Regions from separate parts of the Homo sapiens genome. Here region 2 is linked to region 1. Evidence: chromatin loops called from intact Hi-C (ENCODE). Cell type or tissue: B cell. All regions are shown on one strand. Each heading gives the region's core, and the rest is flanking DNA. Links, peaks and the distances in the headings are about the cores only.

What was found. Hi-C counts contacts between places; a loop is a spot of excess contacts. Peaks named below come from ENCODE experiments on the same cell type or tissue, not always from the same donor. Only the 100,000 strongest peaks of a DNase experiment are listed, where the experiment ranks them.
Region 2: a loop joins it to region 1, with 9 times the contacts of the local background. A loop is called at or near these places in 4 of 110 quality-filtered maps.

The regions. Positions count from the first base shown.
Region 1 is chr7:65,745,444-65,756,507 of GRCh38, forward strand. All of the region lies in intron 2 of LINC03006 (long intergenic non-protein coding RNA 3006), which reads right to left. It overlaps SNORA22 (small nucleolar RNA, H/ACA box 22), which reads left to right and starts at 10,083; the gene lies at 10,083-10,216. It also overlaps the pseudogene CCT6P1. RefSeq lists enhancers at 5,034-5,143, 5,174-5,443, 5,804-5,873 and a silencer at 5,464-5,683. In B cell, for the core only: no CTCF peak of the experiment used is centred there; a DNase peak (open chromatin) is centred at 5,558; H3K4me3 peaks cover 2,090 bases; H3K27ac peaks cover 1,369 bases.
Region 2 is chr7:66,997,281-67,005,280 of GRCh38, forward strand. It overlaps TYW1 (tRNA-yW synthesizing protein 1 homolog), which reads left to right. Exons shown (of 16, transcript NM_018264.4): 2 at 785-915; 3 at 1,537-1,674. Among named protein-coding and RNA genes, the nearest start is that of TYW1, 4.4 kb to the left of the region's middle. In B cell, for the core only: CTCF peaks have their summits at 3,527 and 3,747; a DNase peak (open chromatin) is centred at 3,519; H3K4me3 peaks cover 328 bases; H3K27ac peaks cover 187 bases.

The DNA of each region.
Region 1 (11,064 bases), core at 1,769-9,768:
GAGGCTGAGGCGGGCGGATCACCTGAGGTCGGGAGATTGAGACCAGCCTGACCAATATGGAGAAACCCCGTCTCTACTAAAAAATACAAAATTAGCCGGGTGTGGTGCTGCATGCCTGTAATCCCAACTACTCAGGAGGCTGAGGCAGGAGAATCACTTGAACCCAGGAGGCGGAGGTTGCAGTGTGCCAAGATCGCACCATTGCACTCCAGCCTGGGCAATAAGAGCGAAATTCCATCTCAAAAAAAAAAAAAAAATCAAAGTGCTGGGATTATAGACATGAGCCACTACGCCTGGCTGAAATCTATTGTTTTTATACCAAGCAGTGGGCAAGCCTGCTCTTTGTCCAAGAGGAAACATTAACTTGTCTCTGAAGATTACCAGCTGTGTAAACAACCCTGAGAAAAGGCCCAAATAAAGAGCATTCTTGGGCCTTGCATTCTTGGCACACCCAGCAAGACATGTAAGCACACAACAGATCCATGGAGGACTCTCAACACAAAGATCGCAATAAAAATTGTTTCAGGCAAAAATTATTGATGGGCTGGGTACAGTGGCTCAAGCCTGTAACCCCAGCAATTTGGGAGGCTGAGGCAGGAGGACTGCTTGAGCCCAGGAGTTTGAAACTCACCCAGGCAACAAAGCATGACATCTCTACACACACACACACACACACACACACACACACACACACACACACACACACGTTTTAAATTAGCCAGGCATAGTGATGCAAGCCTGTAGTCTCAGCTACTCAGGAGGCTGAGATAGGAGGCTGAGCCCAGGAGGTTGAGGCTGCAGTAAGCTGTGTGATTGCACTACTGCACTCCAGCCTGGGCAACAGAGTGAGACGCTGCCTCAAAAAAAAAAAAAAAAATCATCGATGGATGCTTAAATTAGTAGGCACTGTTATGATGAAAAACAGAACAGTCACATATTTTCCCACAAGATGCTTATTAAATACAAAGAAAAAATAACAACTTTATAGTAGAGCAATCTAGCAAACATTAACCAAGTGAACAAAGTTAACATCACCAGGAATGGGAAAAACTGCTGACATCATGTGACTCTTCCTACGATGCCTTGAAATGACACATAATTTCTCTGGCGTTCTTGCCAAATATGAATAACCTGCATTTTTTTTTTTTTTTGAGACAGAATCTCAGTCTGTTGCCCAGGCTGGAGTGCAGTGGTGCGATCTTTGCTCACTGCAACCTCCACCTCTTGGGTTCAAGTGATTCTTCTGCCTCAGCCTCCTGAGTAGCTGGGATTACAGGCACGTGCCATCAGGCCCAGCTAATTTTTTCTATTTTTAGTAGAGATGGGGTTTCACCATGTTTGCCAGGATGGTCTCGATCTCTTGATCATGTGATCCGCCTGCCTTGGCCTTCCCAAAGTCCTGGGATTACAGGCGTGAGCCACCGTGACCGGCCGTAACCTGCATTTAAACATAAGGAAACATGAGGCCAGGCGCAGCGGCTCATGCCTGTAATCCCAGCACTTTGGGAGGCCAAGGCAGGCGGATCACCTGAGGTCAGTAGTTCCAGACCAGTCTGGCCAACATAGTGAAACCCCATCTCTACTAAAAATACAAAAATTAGCCAGGAATGGTGGCAGGTGCCTGTAATCCCAGGTACTCTGGAGGCTGAGGCAGGAGAATCACGTGAACCCGGGAGGTGGAGGCTGCAGTGAGCGGAGATCGCACAACTGCACTCCAGCCTGGGCAAAAGGGCGAGACTCTGTCTCAAAAAAATTTTTTAAAAAATCATAAGGAGGCCAGGCACGGTGGCTCAAGCCTGTAATCCCAGCACTTTGGGAGGCCAAGGCGGGCAGATCACGAGGTCAGGAGATCCAGACCATCCTGGCTAACATGGTGAAACCCTGTCTCTACTAAAAAAAATACAAAAAAATTAGCTGGGCGTGGTGGCGGGCGCCTGTAGTCCCAGCTACTCAGGAGGCTGAGGCAGGAGAATGGCATGAACCGAGGAGGTGGAGCTTGCAGTGAGCCGAGATCGTGCCACTGCACTCCAGGTTGCGCGACGGAGCAAGACTCTGTCTCAACAAAAAAAAAAAAAAAAAAAAAAAAATAAGGAAATATCAAATAACCCTAAAGTAAGGGACATTCTGTAAAATAACTGGCCAGTACTAAAAGCAATGCCAAGATCATTAAAGACTGAAAAACTGCAGAACTGTTTCAGACTGAAGGACATGACAACTAAATGCGAAGCGTAATTCTGGATAAATAGACTCCTGGGCCAGAGATAGATCATGATATAATTAGCAAAATTTGAAAGCCATCTATAGATTGGATCATGCGTCAATGTTAATTTCTTATTCTGGGGTTAAATATGATGTTTACATTTGGGGGATCTGTGTGTAGAGTATGGCAATTCTTCTTACTGTTTTTTACAAATTCTTTTTATTTTTAATTTTGAGACAGGGTCTCACTCTGTCGCCCAGGCTAGGAGTGCAGTGCTGCGATTTTGGCTCACTGCAACCTCTGCCTACCGGGTTCAAGCAATTCTGCCTCAGCCACCTAAGTAGCTGGGATTACAGGTGTGCGCCACCACACCAGGCTTTTTTTTTTTTTTTTTTTGCTTTAAGTTCAGAGATACATGTGCAGAATATGCAGTTTTGTTACATAGGTATACACATGCCATGGTGATTTGCTGCACCCATCAACCCATCCTCTAGGTTTTAAACCCCGCTTGCATTAGGTATTTGTCCTAATGCTCTCCCTCCCCTTGATCCCCACCCCCTGACAGGCCCCAGTGTGTGATGTTCCCCTCCCAGTATAGACCCATAGGGAATGTTTCAAAAGTGAGAACTTCTTATACATGTTATTTAAAATGTTTTTCCCCCTATCAATAACTCCTATTTATGTATTTAATATACTTCCATTATGTCACCTTGGCAACAAGTCTCGCTCTTGTCGCCCAGGCTGGAGTGCAATGGCGTGATCTTGGCTCACTGCAACCTCCAACTCCCGGGCTCAAGTGATTCTCCTGCCTCAGCCTCCTGAGTAGCTGGGATTACAGGTGGCCGCCACCATGCCTGGCTAATTTTTGTATTTTCAGTAGAGACAGGTTTCACCACGTTGGCCAGGCTGGTCTGGAACTCCTGACCTCAGGTGACCCACCCACCTCAGCCTCCCAAAGTGCTGGGATTATAGGTGTGAACCACCATGCCCAGCTTTTTTTTTTTTTTTTTTTTTTTTTTTTTTTTTTTTGAGAAAGAGTCTCGCTCTGTCACCCAGGCTGGAGTGCAGAAACATGATCTTGGCTCACTGCAACCTCTGTCTCCAGAATTCAAACGATTCTCCTGCCTCAGCCTCCCAAGTAGCTGGGATTACAGGCGTGCGCCACCACACCCAGCTAACTTTTTATATTTTTGGTAGAGACGAGGTTTCACCATGTTGGCCAGGCTGGTCTTGAACTCCTGACCTCAAATCAAATCATCTGCCTGCCTCAGCCTCGCAAAGTGCTGGGATTACAGATGTGAGCCACTGGGCCCGGCCTTTTTTTTTTTTTTTTTGAGACACAGTCTAGCTCTGTCACCCAGGCTAGAGTGCAGTGGCATGATCTTGGCTCACTGCAACCTCTCCTTCCCAAGTTCATGCAATTCTCATGCCTCAGCCTCCGAGTAGCTTGGATCACAGATGCACACCACCATGCCAGGCTAATTTTTGTATTTTTACAGAGACAGTGTTTCACCTTGTTGGTCTTGCTAATGTTTGTATTTTTACAGAGACAGGGTTTCACCATGTTGGCCAGGATGATCTTGACCTCCTGACCTCAAGTGATCCGCCGGCCTTGGCCTCCCCAAGTGCTGGGATTACAAGTGTGGGCCACCACGACTGGTCTCCTCATAACATTTTTAACAGCAGTTATAATAAATCTGCATGCACACCATGTAATGCCTATGGAACTAATAACTAGTCTTCTATTGTGCAGTGCTTCTAGTCACATATATAGATGTTTTTGTGATTCTCAAATACACAAATCCTCCTAAAAGCATCATATACCGATATTCACTGCAGCCTGAATAGCAGATTGGGAACAACTTAAACATCAGTCAGTAGGTGACTGGTTAGTTGTATCATTCTTTTTGAGACAGGCTGCAGTGCAGTGGCAATATCATAGCTGACATAGCTGACTGCAACCTCCGCCTCCTAGATTCTGGCGATCCTCCCACCTCAGCCTCTCGAGTAGCTGGGACCATGGGCATGCACCACCACGCCCGGCTAATTTTTGTACTTTCTGTATAGATGGGGTCTCACTACATTGCCCAGGCTGGTCTTGAACTCCTAGGCACAAGTGATCCACCTGCCTCGGCCTCCCAAAGTGTCGGGATTACAGTCGTGAGCCACCGTGCCCCGGCTCCTAGTTGTGTAATTCTTACGAAGAACATCACGCAGCTGTTAATGAGGACTTCCCATTAGTCTTGATATGGCACACTCTCCAAGACATTTAAAGTATAACACACCCTACAGTGTGTATTAGGAATTGCCATTTGTGTGGGGAAATGATTATATTTACATATAAGTTTATAAATTCAGAAAGCATTCCGAAAATTCATCGAGTATCCGGGGTAACTGTGCTTGTCTCTAGTGTTGAACTAGTGGCGGGAGGAAGATTTAATTTCCACCACATGCCCTTTGGTGCCTTTTGAATTCAGAACAATTTCCGTTATCTATTAAAAATAAAATACTGGCCGGGCACGGTGGCTCATGCCTGTAATCCCAGCACTTTGGGAGGCCGAGACGGGAGGATCACTTGAGCTCAGCAGTATCACTTGAGCTCAGGAATTTGAGACCACCCTGGGCAACATGGTGAGGCCGTGTGTCTATAAAAAGAAAAAATGAAGTAAAATATCACGTGTAACTGAATCCCTGGAATTTGGCGGGCACCGGATACTGTAAACAATTGTGGAGCTCTTTGGAAATTTACCTTAAAAGGGAGTCCTCTCAAAGGCTGGACACCATCACTCTACAAGGGTGAGTTTTCAAATCTACCATAGAAGCCTAGGGCCTCAGCAGCATCCTGAGTCCTAATGACGGACAGGTTATGACTCAACTCCCATCGCACCAGTCCTGCAGCTTTCTAAAGGCATCCAGCACTTTCTACCTTGCATTCTATCTTCATCTTCGTTAGTCCTTACAGCACCGCATGATTCCGGCGGAGGGTGCTTATCAGACTAGCCTGTGTGTCCCCACGGCACCTACAGCACCGTCAAGCACAGGGTCCAGAAAGCTCCAATGAAAGTCGTGAAAGCAGCAAGGGAAGGAGACTGAGGAGCAAACCGCGCGAGTAGGGGCAGGAGGAGGCCCACCCTACGCCCTGTCCGGCGCGGGGCATAAGCCCTGCCTGCATCCTGAGATCCCGGGTCCGCAAACTTGGGCCCCACTGAGCAGCAACGCCAGAACCCAGAAGCACTTACTGCCAGGAACAGGGTACTCCAGTGCGCCATAGCGTCGCGGCCGCTGGGCGAGGGGTGGGACTGCAGGCACCGTGCAGCCGCGGACCAATGAGCGGGGGCCGGACAGCCCGTGGCCCAATAGCGGCGGCGCGGGCACGCTAGGGGCGGGCTGGGCGCGCCGACTTTTCCGGAAGATCCGGATAGTGCATCCCGGCCACGGCGCGCCTGCTCTGGGCTCTCCGCGTGCCGCGTCGCTTTCTTTTCTTCCTCTGGAGCAGTTATGGCGGCGGCGAAGACCCTGAACCCCAAGGCCAAGGTGGCCGGAGCGCAGGCGGCGCTGGCGTTCAACATTAGCGGGGCGCGGGGTCTGCAGGACGTGCTGAGGACCAACCTGGGGCCCAAAGGGACCATAAAGATGTAAGGTGGGGCTGGCGGGAGGGCTGGGTGGGCACCGCGCGCCGCTGCGCACCTGGCGGGCCCAAGACCGCAGATGGGAGCCCGCTGCCTCGGGGCTCCGCAGCCACCCTTCCTCGCGTCCTCCCGGGCCGGTCCTGTTCCCTGCTAAGCCCCACCGTTGCGTCCATTTCTTCCTGCGTCGATGCCGTCTCCATGGAGAAAAAAGCGGCTCTAGTGTGCGGCGTTCCCCGCCTTCTTGGGCTTCCAGACACCCTGAGGACTCTGCACAATCTCTGCGGGGACGGGGTGGGCACTACACTTGTCCTCCAGCCTGCGGGAGATAACTAGCTCCATATTCTCGGCTCCCTAAGATCGGGGAAAAGCCCGTTTTCTAATGGGACTTTTTAATTTAGTTTTCGTTGATAACTAGCTCCATATCCCTGGCTCCCTGAGATCTGGGAAAAGTCCTTTTTTGTTGTTTGTTTTGGTTTTTTGTTGTTTTTTTTTTTGAGACAGAGTCTCGCTCTGTCACCCAGGCTAGAGTGCAGTGGCGCGATCTCGGCTCACTGCAAGCTCCGCCTCCCGGGTTCATGTCTTTCTCCTGCCTCAGTCTCACGAGTAGCTGGGACTACAGGCGCCCGTCACCACGCCCAGCTTGCTTTATTTATTTATTTATTTATTTATTTTGTATTTTTAGTAGAGATGGGGTTTCACCGTGTTAGCCAGGATGGTCTCGATATCCTGACCTCGAGATCCACCCGCCTCGGCCTCCCAAAGTGCTGGGATTACAGGCGTGAGCCACCGCACCCGGCTGGAAAAGCCCATTTTCTAATGGGACTTTTTAATTTAGTTTTCGTTTTAATTTCGTTTTTGTCACAATTTGATTGATTTCTGTCCCTTAAACAGTCTTGTTTCTGGCGCTGGAGACATCAAGCTTACTAAAGACACAGGAGTTGACGATCAGCCCTGGCCAACATGGTGAAACTCAGTCTCTACTAAAAATACAAAAATTAGCCGGGCACGGTCCTGCACAGTGCGCTGCTTCACGAAATGGTGAGAGGTGCTCTGCTAGGTCAGAAATGTCTTGATTTTCCGTAGAACTTTTGCTTTGTAGAAAGATTTGCAATGTCCATTCTCAAGGTAGGAGAACATTCAGAAGTGACATGTAACAGTGACAGTAATAGTACTGACTGTGCCTGGAGTCTGACAGCCCTGTCTTTGAATCCCTGCTTTTTTGCCATTCACAGTCTGGGCTAAAGGACTGTAATTGTACATTAATTATAATAAAATTTGAAAAATTAAGGGTGGTTGACACAATCACATGGGCAAAATGCATGAGGATGGTTTTTCTCTTTATGGGTTTTTTTTTTTTTTTTTTTTAAGACAGAATCTCACTCTGTCGCCCAGCCTGGAGTCCAGTGGTTCACTGCAACCTCCGCCTCCTGGGTTCAAGTGATTCTCCTGTCTCAGCCTCCCAAGTAGCTGGGATTACAGGCTTGCTCCACCATGCCCAGCTAATTTTTGTATTTTTTGTAGAGATGGTATTTCACCATGTTGGCCAGGCCGGTCTTGAACTCATGACTTCAGGTGATCCGCCTGAGTCAGCCTCCCAAAGTGCTGGGATTACCAGGCGTGAGCCACAGCATCTGGCCGGTTTTTCTCTTTTTAAAACAGCAATTTCTCTGTTATGTCTCATCTCCATCTCCAACTGGAGGGGAGAGAAATCTCTTTGCTTTAACATTTTTAAAGTCTTAGGGATGGAGAATATGAGATTATTGAAGGGAGTATGCGTTTTACTCATCCCTAAATTCCCAAAACTTAACAGTTCAAATCCAAGAAAGGGAAATGATTTCCTGCTGATTTGAGTTCAGAATAATCAGGGTTTTGCTAGTAGTATACCATGCTATCAACATCCAGATGAAATATCTTTAATAAAGACTTGCTAATCTAGGAGGTGTTTTTGTTTTTACTGGGTTCAGTGGTGGCTCGTGTTAGCAGAAAAGTGGAGCCACGGTTAAACTTGACGTCAGAATTGTTTTGGGGCCGGGTGCAGTGGCTCATTCTTGTAATCTCAGCACTTTGGAAGGCCGAGGTAGGTGGATCACTTGAGGCCAGGAGTTCACGATCAGCCCTGGCCAACATGGTGAAACTCCGTCTCTACTGAAAATACAAAAATTAGCCAGGCATGGTTCTGTACGCCTGTAGTCCCAGCTACTCCAGAGGCTGAGGCAGGAGAATCGATTGCTTGAACCTGGGAGGCTGAGGTTTCAGTGAGCCAAGATTGTGCCACTGCACTCTCCAGCCTAGGTGACAGAGTGAGACTGTCACCAAAAAAAAAAAAAAATTTATTTGGGTTTTAGTGTGTGAGAAATACAGCATAAGTAGAGAGAAGCACGTAGAACATTTACAATTTAGGAAATAATTATAAAGTGGACACACACAACCACTATTGTAGTTAAGAAATAAATTGTTGCTACCACCTCAGAAGTCCCCTCCCACTGGAACTTCTCTCCAATCTCCAGAAGTCTGTTTTTCAGTTTTCTTTGAAAAAATTACAAACCTACGAAAATAATGATTATATTGTGTGTGCCCTTTACCTAGATTCACCAATTGTTTACATGTTGCTCCATTTCTTTTCTATTTTTCCTCTGAATCATTTGAAGGTAAGCTGCAGACATGTCATTTTACCTTTAAAATACAATTTTTTTCCGCTTTTTTTTTTTTTTAAGAGATAGGATTTTGCCATGTAGCCCAGGCTGGTTTCGAATTCCTGAGTTCAAGGGATCCATCTGCTGTGGCCTCCCAAAGTGCTGGGATTACAGGCATGAGCTAACGCACCTGACCTTTCCTTTTAAATTACTTGGCCATTGCAGAGTAACAGTGGAGGCTGCTGAGCTTTCATTTTAGGAGATACCTGGCTTATTCTCGTAGAGCCCTACACTTGCCTAAAGAGGCAAGGATGTAAAATTATCCGTTACTGTTAACTGTTAGCTGTCATCTTGCGTAAACTTTCACTGAGCCTCAAGCTTCCTCATCTGTAAAGTAGAGATAACCTGGGAAATAAATTACACATGAAAATGTTTCCATCATTATAATTGCATGCGCATGATAGCAAATTGTGACTTTTTAATCTTAGTAATTTGTAGCCAAACACTTGGGTAGCTTTTTCAAGTAGATAGTACTTAAAGAGGCCCTTCATGCATTTTATTTGTGGTATTTTTAGACTGTTTCATATTGTTTTAAGTGATTCGTTCTTTTTCTACTTTCAGCAAATTCAACACCCAACAGCTTCCTTAATAGCAAAGGTAGCAACAGCCCAGGATGATATAACTGGTGATGGTACGACTTCCAATGTCCTAATCATTGGAGAGCTGCTGAAACAGGCAGATCTCTACATTTCTGAAGTATGCACAACTTTTTTTTGTTTTGTTTTTTTGAGATGGGATTTCACTCTTGTTGCCCAGGCTGGGGTGCAATGGCATCTCGGCTCACTGCAACGTCTGTCTCCTGGGTTCAAGCAATTCCCAGCCTCAGCCTCCTCAGTAGCTAGGATTACAGGCATGCGCCACCACGCCCGGCTAATTTTGTATTTGTCGCAGAGACGGGGTTTCTCCACGTTGGTCAGGCTGGTCTCCAACTCCTGACCTCAGGTGATCCACCCATCTTGGCCTCCCAAAGTGCTAGGATTAAAGGCGTGAGCCACCGCGCCCGGCACACAACTCTTGTTTCTGTAATATATTATTGTATATAGGACGTGTCAGATACTTATTTATACAAATTGATGTGTTAATACTAGCGGAGGCCATACAGTAGGATTAGGGGGCTTAAATCTGGGTCTTTGTCTTGGTCTAAAACAAATTTGTTGTGAGCTTGGACAGGTTATGGAACCTTTTTTGGCCTGAAAATAATTTTGTAATCAAGTTGAATTGCCTATGTGATTTGTATCTGTCTTTAGATTAATAATTGAGATTTTAAAATGGGATGTTTAGGACTAGGCATATTTATTTGTTAGGAAAGAGACAACCAAAAGCTTACATTTAGATAAATTCCACTTTTTTAGCCCTGACTAGTTCCAAGGTTTAAAACAAACCTCAGTGACTACGAATCTATTGTCAGAATTTTCGGGTAAAAGAGAGCAGATAGTCTTTATTTATTTTTATTAGTAAATGATGGAATTAGTTTGAGATTACCTATAGAAAAGATAGAATAATGCTACCATCTGTGAGTTGTTGGGACACAGTGTCGGTTTTGACATGATTCGGAGTGGTTTGCACAGTGAACACCCAAGTGTGCTTTATAGTTCCCTTGGCTTTGACCCTGTGCTAGAGCATTGCCTGCTCTTCTCCTCTGCATTAAAAGGAATATTTATCCTTTTAAATGTATTCAGAAAGCCAGCACATTATATTACCTCGTGTTCAAAGATAGGATGATCAGAGTATCCCTCCAAGAATTGTCTGAACTTTATCATGAACTATAGTTGCACCTAATTGAAGATGCAAGTGTTATTGTGTGTTTATTGTAGGGCCTTCATCCCAGAATAATCACTGAAGGATTTGAAGCTGTGAAGGAAAAGCCCTTCATTTTTTGGAAGAAGTCAAAGTAAGCAGAGAGATGGACAAGGAAACACTTAAAGATGTGGCCAGGGCATCTCTTTGTACTAAAGTTCATGCTGAACTTGCAGATGTCTTAACAGAGGTATGTATTAAATTTTGTCTGTGTCTGGTATGGTACACCTATGTAGAAAATCTCTGATAGTAGAAACATGAATATAATTACCAATTTCAATCACAAGGTGCTATGTAGGTTCATTTTTGTGGCAGTGATACCTAATCTGTGTCTCTAAAAAGTAAAATGAGGAAATTCAAATAATAGTATACCTAACCGGGTTTTAAAAGTAAAATTGGAGCTTTCATTAAAAGGTTTATAAAGTGGAGATTTTGTTATTAGAAAGCTTCCAGTTATCAGTATTTTTAATGAAACACCAGGAGGAATGTTAATGTTAAGGAATGTTAATGTTTGAGAATTACAGATTGAGATTTCAGAAATGTAACAGCTGTTCATATATAATGTATTCTATCTGCTTATAGAAAAATACAAATCAGTGTAGAGATTGTAAAATGAAGAAACTGTCTACTTTAGCCTTCTGAAAAGCAACATGTTTCTGCTGCTGCAAATTGAATTTACTTAATGGTTATCCTTCTCCTATTGCAGGCTGTAGTGGGCTCCATTTTGGCCATTAAAAGAAAAGAT
Region 2 (8,000 bases), core at 1-8,000, 1.3 Mb after region 1:
AGGTTGAACGTTTGAAGCCAGGTCCCTGCATATCTCTCTTAAAAAAAAAAAAATGAGGTGTAAGGTCAGTTACTTGAGAATCTTTTACAAGTTTAACCGTGAGCCTTTGAAAGTACAGTTAGTAAAAAGAGTGCTTTTACTACTTAAGCTTTTTTTATGGAGCAAGCACAACAAAACAAAATTAATTTCACATGAAGTATTTTTACTTTGTGTTCCTTCTCTTGCTTCTAAATGCTCATTTCGAAGTGAAGATACAATTTTATATTCTGTTTTTTCTTTGAGTTAGTGTTAACAGTGTGATAATTTTATTACGTTACTACATAGTGTGTTATTTTTATTACAGTTGTTCCCCACCCCCCCGCCCCCGAGATGGAGCCTTGCTCTGTCGCCCAGGCTGGAGTGCGGTGGCGCAATCTTGGCTCACTGCAACTTCTCCCTCCCAGGTTCAAACAGTTCTCCTGCCTCAGCCCCCCGAGTAGCTGGGATTACAGGTGCGCGCCACCACGCCCGGCTAATTTTTGTATTTTTAGTAGAGGCGGGGTTTCACCATGTTGGCCAGGCTGGTCTCGAACTCCTGACCTCAGGTGATCTGCCCGCCTCAGCCACCCAAAGTGCTGGAATTACAGGCATGAGCCATCGTGCCCGGCCAACAGTTGATTTTTAAATTAGATTTCTTAGCTGGGTTGTTGAATGTAAGGTTGGTTTTATTTTCTTCTTAAAATTGGGATGGATATCTTTGTATATGTAGCTTTAAATGAAATTGTGTGTGTCATTTTAAATTTAGATCCTTCTGCGGATACATGGGACCTCTTCTCACCTTTAATATCATTATGGATAAACAGGTTTTACATTTATTTGGGCTTTGCTGTTAGCATTAGCCTTTGGATTTGTGTCCAGATTGTCATCAAGACGCAGGTAAGTGGAGTTATTTTTTTTTTAATGGAGTATTTAGGCATCAGATTTTATAGAGGATTTAAATACTAAAAGGAACCTTTAATTACTTTTGTGTTTGGTCTTTAGACATTTTAATGAAATGCCTAAAATAAATTTCTTCTCTAAGTTTTTGGAGACTAAGTTATCTTGGATTAAGTTCTTTACTTTTTCTTTGATAGGTGTGTCTCATTTTTAAGATACAGGAAGATTTTTGTAATGAAAAGTGAACCTTTTATATGAAAAACAAATTTGTTTTATACCTTTAAGGGTCAGTAGTCCTCTCTTTCCATTAATTAAGGATCAGAAAATAAGTTCCTACTATTATTCTACTAAAATACCTTATAGGATAAAAGTATGTAAAGTTTTTTCTTGGAGGGAAAGGAAATCATGAGCCTTAAAAATGTGGGTCCTGCCTATTAAAGGACCTTATTATACCAAGGGGCTAATATTTGAGGAATACAACCAGAAAGATTAAGAGAAAAATACAGTGTGTCAGATTAAGAGAAAAATAAAATGTGTCAGTATCTGTGCTAATTTTCATCCCTGCTGAAGTTGGGAAACGATTTAGACTTGATGGATTTTGTGTAATTATTTGTCTTCAAGGGCAAGAACTTACAGGAAAAATCTGTTCCAAAAGCAGCTCAGGATTTGATGACAAATGGTTATGTCTCCCTTCAAGAGAAAGACATCTTTGTGTCTGGAGTGAAGATTTTTTATGGTTCTCAGACTGGAACAGCGAAGGTAAGAAATTTATATGATGCTTTTCCTTTGGTTTCCTGACATTTTAAGAAAATCCCTTTAGCAGTGAACTTTAGCAGTGAACTGTCCTTTAGCAGTGAACTGAATTGGTCATCTAACCTTCTTTATTCTTTCTCCCAGCCTTTTCCCCTCAAATATTTTTCCATTCTGTGACGGTAGGCAGGTTTCATCTCCTGTGCCCAGTTAGAGCTGATTGGTGGTGTCTGATGGTCAGTGTCTTGAGGGGGCCTTTGTTCTGAAGTTTGCTTCTGCCTCAGCAGGCTAGAGAAAGTTGTGAGTCCATTATCGATGCCCATGGGTATGGAAGTAGGGAATAGGGAAAAAAGGATGGCACTAATAGTTCCAATATGGGCCTGACTTTCACATCACACATCTATGTTTATTTTTTATTTTGTTTTTTGAGACAGAGTCTCACTCTGTCACCCAGGCTGGAGTGCAGTGGCACGATCTCGGCTCACTGCAACCTCCACCTCCACCTCAAGCGATTCTCCTGCCTCAGCCTCCCGAGTAGCTGGGATTATAGGTGCCTGCTACCATGCCTGGCTAATTTTTGTATTTTTAGTAGAGATGGGTGTTTTGCCATGTTGGCTAGGCTGCTCTCAAACTCCTGGGCTCAGGTGATCCGCTTGCCTCGGCCTCCCAAAGTGCTGGGATTACAGGCGTGAGCCACTGCACCTGGCCTCACGTCACACATCTATGTAATGAAACTTGTTTTGATTTCTAATAGTGCTAAAAGTGTTAAAGGTAGACACTAAAGTAAATACAGCTGATATCTAGTTGAAAGATGCTTCCCATTCTCTCTCTTTTTTGCGGGGGAACAGTGTCTGGCTGTAGTGCCATCTAAGCTTCAGTTGCTTATCTGTGAAATGGTAAATTGCAGATGGTAATAGTATGGTTATCTCAGGGTCACTGTGAGGATTTAGTGATATTATCTGGCATGTACTTTGATTTCTCCTTTTTGCTTTTTTTTTTCTTTTTTTAAAGACAGGGTCTCTCTCTGTTGCCCAGGCTGGAGTGCAGTTGTGCCATCTTCGCTCACTGCAACCTCTGCCTCTCGGGCTCAAGGCATCCTCCCACCTCAGCCTCCTGAGTATCTGGGACTATAGGTGCATGCCACCATACCCAGCTAATTTTTGTACTTTTTGTAGAGATGGGGTTTTGCCATGTTGCCCAGGCTGGTCTTAAACTCTTGGGCTCAAGCAATCTGCCCGCCTCGGCCTCCTAAAGTGTTGGGATTACAGTCGTGAGCCACCGTGCCCAGTCCCATTCTCTAATTATATCTAGATGCTACCTGTTTCTGTGTTACAAGGTCACAGCTATTTTAAAAAAATTTATTTTATTTTTGAGATGGTATCTCACTCTGTCCCCCAGCCTGGAGTGCAGTGGTGTGATCTCGGCTCACCACAACCTCTGCCTCCTGGGTTCGAGCAATTCTCCTGCCTCAGCCTCCCTAGTAGCTGGGATTACAGGTGCCTGCCATCACATCTAGTTAATTTTTGTATTTTTAGTAGAGACGAGGTTTCACCATATTGGTCACACTGCTCTCAAACTCCTGACCTCAGATGAGCCACCCGCCTCAGCCTCCTAAAGTGCTGGGATTACAGGCGTGAGGCACCGCTCCCAGCCAAAAAATTTATTTAATTTTTTTGTAGAGACAAGATCTTGCAATCTTGTCCAGGCTGGTCTTGAATTCCTGGCTTCAAGATATTCACCCACCTTGGCCCTCAAAGTGCTGAGATGATAGGCATGAGCCACGAGGCCTAGCCAGGTCACAGCTAGTTAGTGCTTTCTAGGAAAAGATTTTAAGGAAGGCTAGCATGAAAATAAATTAGAGGAAAAATCAAGGTCTGTTACTTTTGTGGACTACTTCAGAGGGTTCTACTGCCCTCTTGTGGAAGTTGCGCAGAATAGTACTTCTTAGGTTTTCACTACTTGAGTGCAGATACTTTGCTTCATTTTACAGTCGAAGGTCAGTTGTTAAGTTAAACCTTAAGCAGTGGAGGTGGGAAACCTGAAAAAAAGCAAAAAGGTGTCTGAGCAGCCAAAGCAAAGTCCTTTTAATGTTACTTATAAAAAACCTTTTTCAGAGCCTCTTTATGCATGTTTTTACCTTTTTAAAAAAAATGATCAAAAAGATCAAACGAATACTTGCAGATGGTAACAAATCCAGGTGTACAGAAAGTTCATAATGAAATGTACTCTCCAGAAACCTTTTAACTATTTCTATTTTTAGTTCCTCTGATGCTTATGCTGTGTTTCGAGATTTATCAACATTACACAAAAGTTATTGGCTCTTTATATTAATTAGTTTATACAAACAGCCCTCAAGTCTCAGTGGCTTAATGTTGCTGTCCATATCATAGTTGATTTTGGGGTAGATAGCCATCTTCCATCTTAAAGCTGCGCCATCTGAATTTATTTTTATTTATTTTATTTTATTTATTTATTTTTTATTTATTTATTTTTTTGAGATGGAGCCTCGCTGTGTCGCCAGGCTGGAGTGCAGTGGCGCGATCTCGGCTCACTGCAACCTCTGCTTCCCGGGTTCAAGCGATTCTTCTGCCTCAGCCTCCTGAGTAGCAGGGACTATAGGCGCCCACCACTATGCCCAGCTAGTTTTTGTATTTTTAGTAGAGATGGGGTTTCACCACGGTGGTCAGACTGTTCTCGAACTCCTGACCTCATGATCTGCCCACCTTGGCCTCCCAAAGTGTTGGGATTACAGGCGTGAGCCACCGCGCCCAGCCTTTATTTTTATTTTTTAAGAGACAAGGTCTTGGCCTGGCGTGGTGGCTCATGCCTGTAATCTCAGCACTTTGGGAGGCCGAGGTGGGCAGACCACTTGAGGCCAGGAGTTCGAGACCAGCCTCGGCAACAAAGCAAAACCCCATTTCTACTAAAAATACAAAAAATTAGCTGGGCGTGGTGGTGCACGTCTGTAATTCCAGCTACTTGGGAAGCTGAGGCAGAAGAATTGCTTGAATCTGGGAGGTGGAGGTTGCAGTGAGCCTAGATTGCACCACTGCACTCCAGCCTGGGCAGCAGAGTGAGAACCTGTCTCAAACAAAAAAAAAAAAGGAAAGAAGAAAAAAAGAGATAGGGTCTTGCTCTGTTACCCAAGCTGGAGTGCAGTGGCATGATTTTAGTTCACTGCAGCCTCGACCTCTTGGGCTCCAGCGATTCTCCTGACCCACCCTCCTGGGTAGATGGGAATATGGGCTTGTGCCACCATGCTGGGCTAATTAAAAAAATTTTTTTTGTAGAGATGGGGTCTCCTTATGTTGCCCAGGCTGGTCTTGACTCCTGGCCTCAAGAGATCCTTCTGTCTAGGATTACAGGCATGAACCACTATGCCCAGCCCATCTCAATATTGGGCTAGGATTACAGGTGTGAGCCACTGTGCCCAGCCCATCTCAATATTTCTTCATTCTGCTGTTGGATTTGATTGATTCATATTTGGTCGTGTGTAGAAGACTATTAAAAACTTTTGCCTCAGAAGGCGTAGCTTCATTGTCTTCCAGCATGTTAGTATTGCTAATGAGAAAGCGAATTTGTAGATGACTTGATTATTTTGTTTCTGGAAGATTTTCGGATCATTTCTTTGTCCTTGATTTCTGGAAATTTTATGGGAAGGTGACTATTTGGATCTTTTTCAGCTATTGTTCTGTATACTTGAATTTTTTTTGTTTTGACGATTTGTATGCATTTTGACGATTTGTGTGCATTAGTTCTGTTAATATTTCTTGGATGAATTTTTTTTTCCCCTTTTCATTTCTTTTTTTCTGGGATTCCTGTGGGATGTTCTACCTTTTGGATCGTCTTCTGTGTCTCAGATCTTTTCTCTTATATTTTTTGTAACTTTTTCTTTTTCTTTTTCTTTTTTCTTTTTTTTTTTTTTTGAGACAGGGTCTTACTCTGTCACCCAGGCTGGAGTGCAGTGGCATTGGCCTCCCAAAGTGCTGGGATTTTTGTATTTTTAGTGGAGACGGGGTTTCTGCATGTTGGCCAGGCTGGTCTCAAACTCCTAGCCTCAAGTGATTCACCCGCCTCGGCCACTGAAAGTGTTAGGATTACAGGCTTGAGCCACGCGCCTGGCCCTAAATTTCTGTTTCTAATCTTAACTGTTTCTCTCAACTCCAGACTTTCATATCGAGTTACCTATCTTAGAGCATCATATGAATGTCTAGTAAGCATCTTAACATCAGTGTGCTCAAAACTGAACTCCCAATTTTCTGCCCAAGCCTGCTCTACTTGTAATCCTTACAATTTCAGTAAATGACAACTTTATCCTTCCAATTGCTTGGTCCAAAACACCTTTTGACTTCTTTTTATACAACCCATGTCCAGTCTGTCAGCAGATTCTGTTTGTTCTACTTTAAGAATAGATTCAGTTTCCAATCACTTCTTACCACCTTCACTGCTACTCCCCTGGTCCATGCCATTGTCAACCTAAATACCATAGAGAGGCTCTCCAAAAGAAAAGATGTTTGTTTGGGAATAGCACGTACATTGCAATGGGGATACAATTGCCATAGTAAACTGCATGTATTCAGGGAAGTAAAGGAAGGCAAAGATTTGTAAGGGAAAAAATGAGGATTACAGAATTGTTTTGAAATAATTATTCTTGCCTACAAAGGTTAATAACAAAGGTGACACAATCCAAGGTTGGACATGAAGTTGCTGGGCAGATGTCCTTGCAGTAGTATTTTTTGTGTAAGGTTGCACTGGTCTTTGTGCAAGGTTGTATTTTTTGTAGAATCTTTCTCATTGTCAGGAATTTGAGTGTGAGGCCAGGTGTGGTGGCTCATGCCTGTAATCCCAGCAGTTTAGGAGGCTGAGGCAGGTGGGTCACTTGAGGTCAGGAGTTTGAGATTAGCCTGGCCAACATGGCAAAACCCCATTTGTACTAAAAAATACAAAAATTAGCCTGGTGTGGTGGCACATGCCTGTAATCCCAGCTACACGGGAGGCTAAGGCATGAGAATCACTTGAACCCGGGAGGCAGAGGTTGCAGTGAGCCAAGATGGCGCCACTGCACTCCAGTCTGGGGGACAGAGTGAAACCTTGTCTCAAAAAAAACAAAAAACAAAAAACAAAAAAAACAATCTAAGTGTGCGAATTCTTTGTCTTCCCTAGCTCTTATTGTCAGGGATATTTTAACATAAGTAACTCCATGTTGTTGATTCTGACAGCTTTGACACTGCCATGATATTTTGTCTGGATTAGGACAGTCATCTCACCATTGATTTCTGCTATAATTTGTTGTTTGTTCCCCCAAAACTGATGTTGAAATTTGATCCCTCGTGTTGGTGATGGGCCTAATGGGAGGTGTTTGGGTCCTGGGGGCAGATCCCTCCTGAATAGATGAATCCCTGGGGGAGGGGTGAGTGAGTTCTTGCTGTCTTAGTTCCCAAGAGAGCTTGTTGGTAAGAAGAGCCTGGAACCTCTCCTGCACTCTTGTTTCCTCTCTTGCTATGTGATCTTTGTGCTCGCCAGCTCCCTTTCACTTCTACTCTGCCAGGAGTAGAAGCAGCCTGGAGCCCTCACCAGATGTAGTTGTCCAATCTTGAACTTTTTCAGATATCAGAATTGTGAACCAAATAAACCTTTTTATGGTGGCCCATAACAATTTTTCCTTTACATAGTTAGCACTTCCTTAAGGACCTCTTGTAAGGCAGGTCTGGTTGTAATAAATTCCCTTAGCATTTGTTTGCCTGAAAGGATCTTGTTTCTCCTTCGCTTATGAAGCTTAATTTGGCTGGATATGAAATTCTTGGTTGAAATTTCTTGTTTTCTTTTTTGAGACAGAGTCTTTCTCTGTCACCCAGGCTGGAGTGCAGTGGTGCGATCTCAGCTCACTGCAACCTTTGCCTCCCGAGTTCAAGTGATTCTCCTGCCTCAGCCTCCCGAGTAGCTGGGACTACAGGTGTGCGCCACCACATCTGGCTGATTTTTGCATTTTTAGTAGAGATGGGGTTTCACCATGTTGGTCAGGCTGGTCTCCAACTCCTGACCTCAGGTGATCCACCCATCTTGGCCTCCCAAAGTGCTGGGATTACAGATGTGAGCCACCATGCCCTGCTTGAAATTTCTTTTCTTTAAGAATGCTCAATATAGGCCCCAATCTCTTCTGGATTGTAGGGTTTCTGCTGAAAGGTCCACTGTTACCCTGATGGGATTCCCTATGTAGCTGACCTGCCCCTTCTCTCTAGCTGCCTTTAACATTTTTTCTTTCATTTCGACTGGAGAATCTGATGATTTTGTGTCTTGGGGATGGCCATCTTACGTAATATCTCACTGGGGTTCTC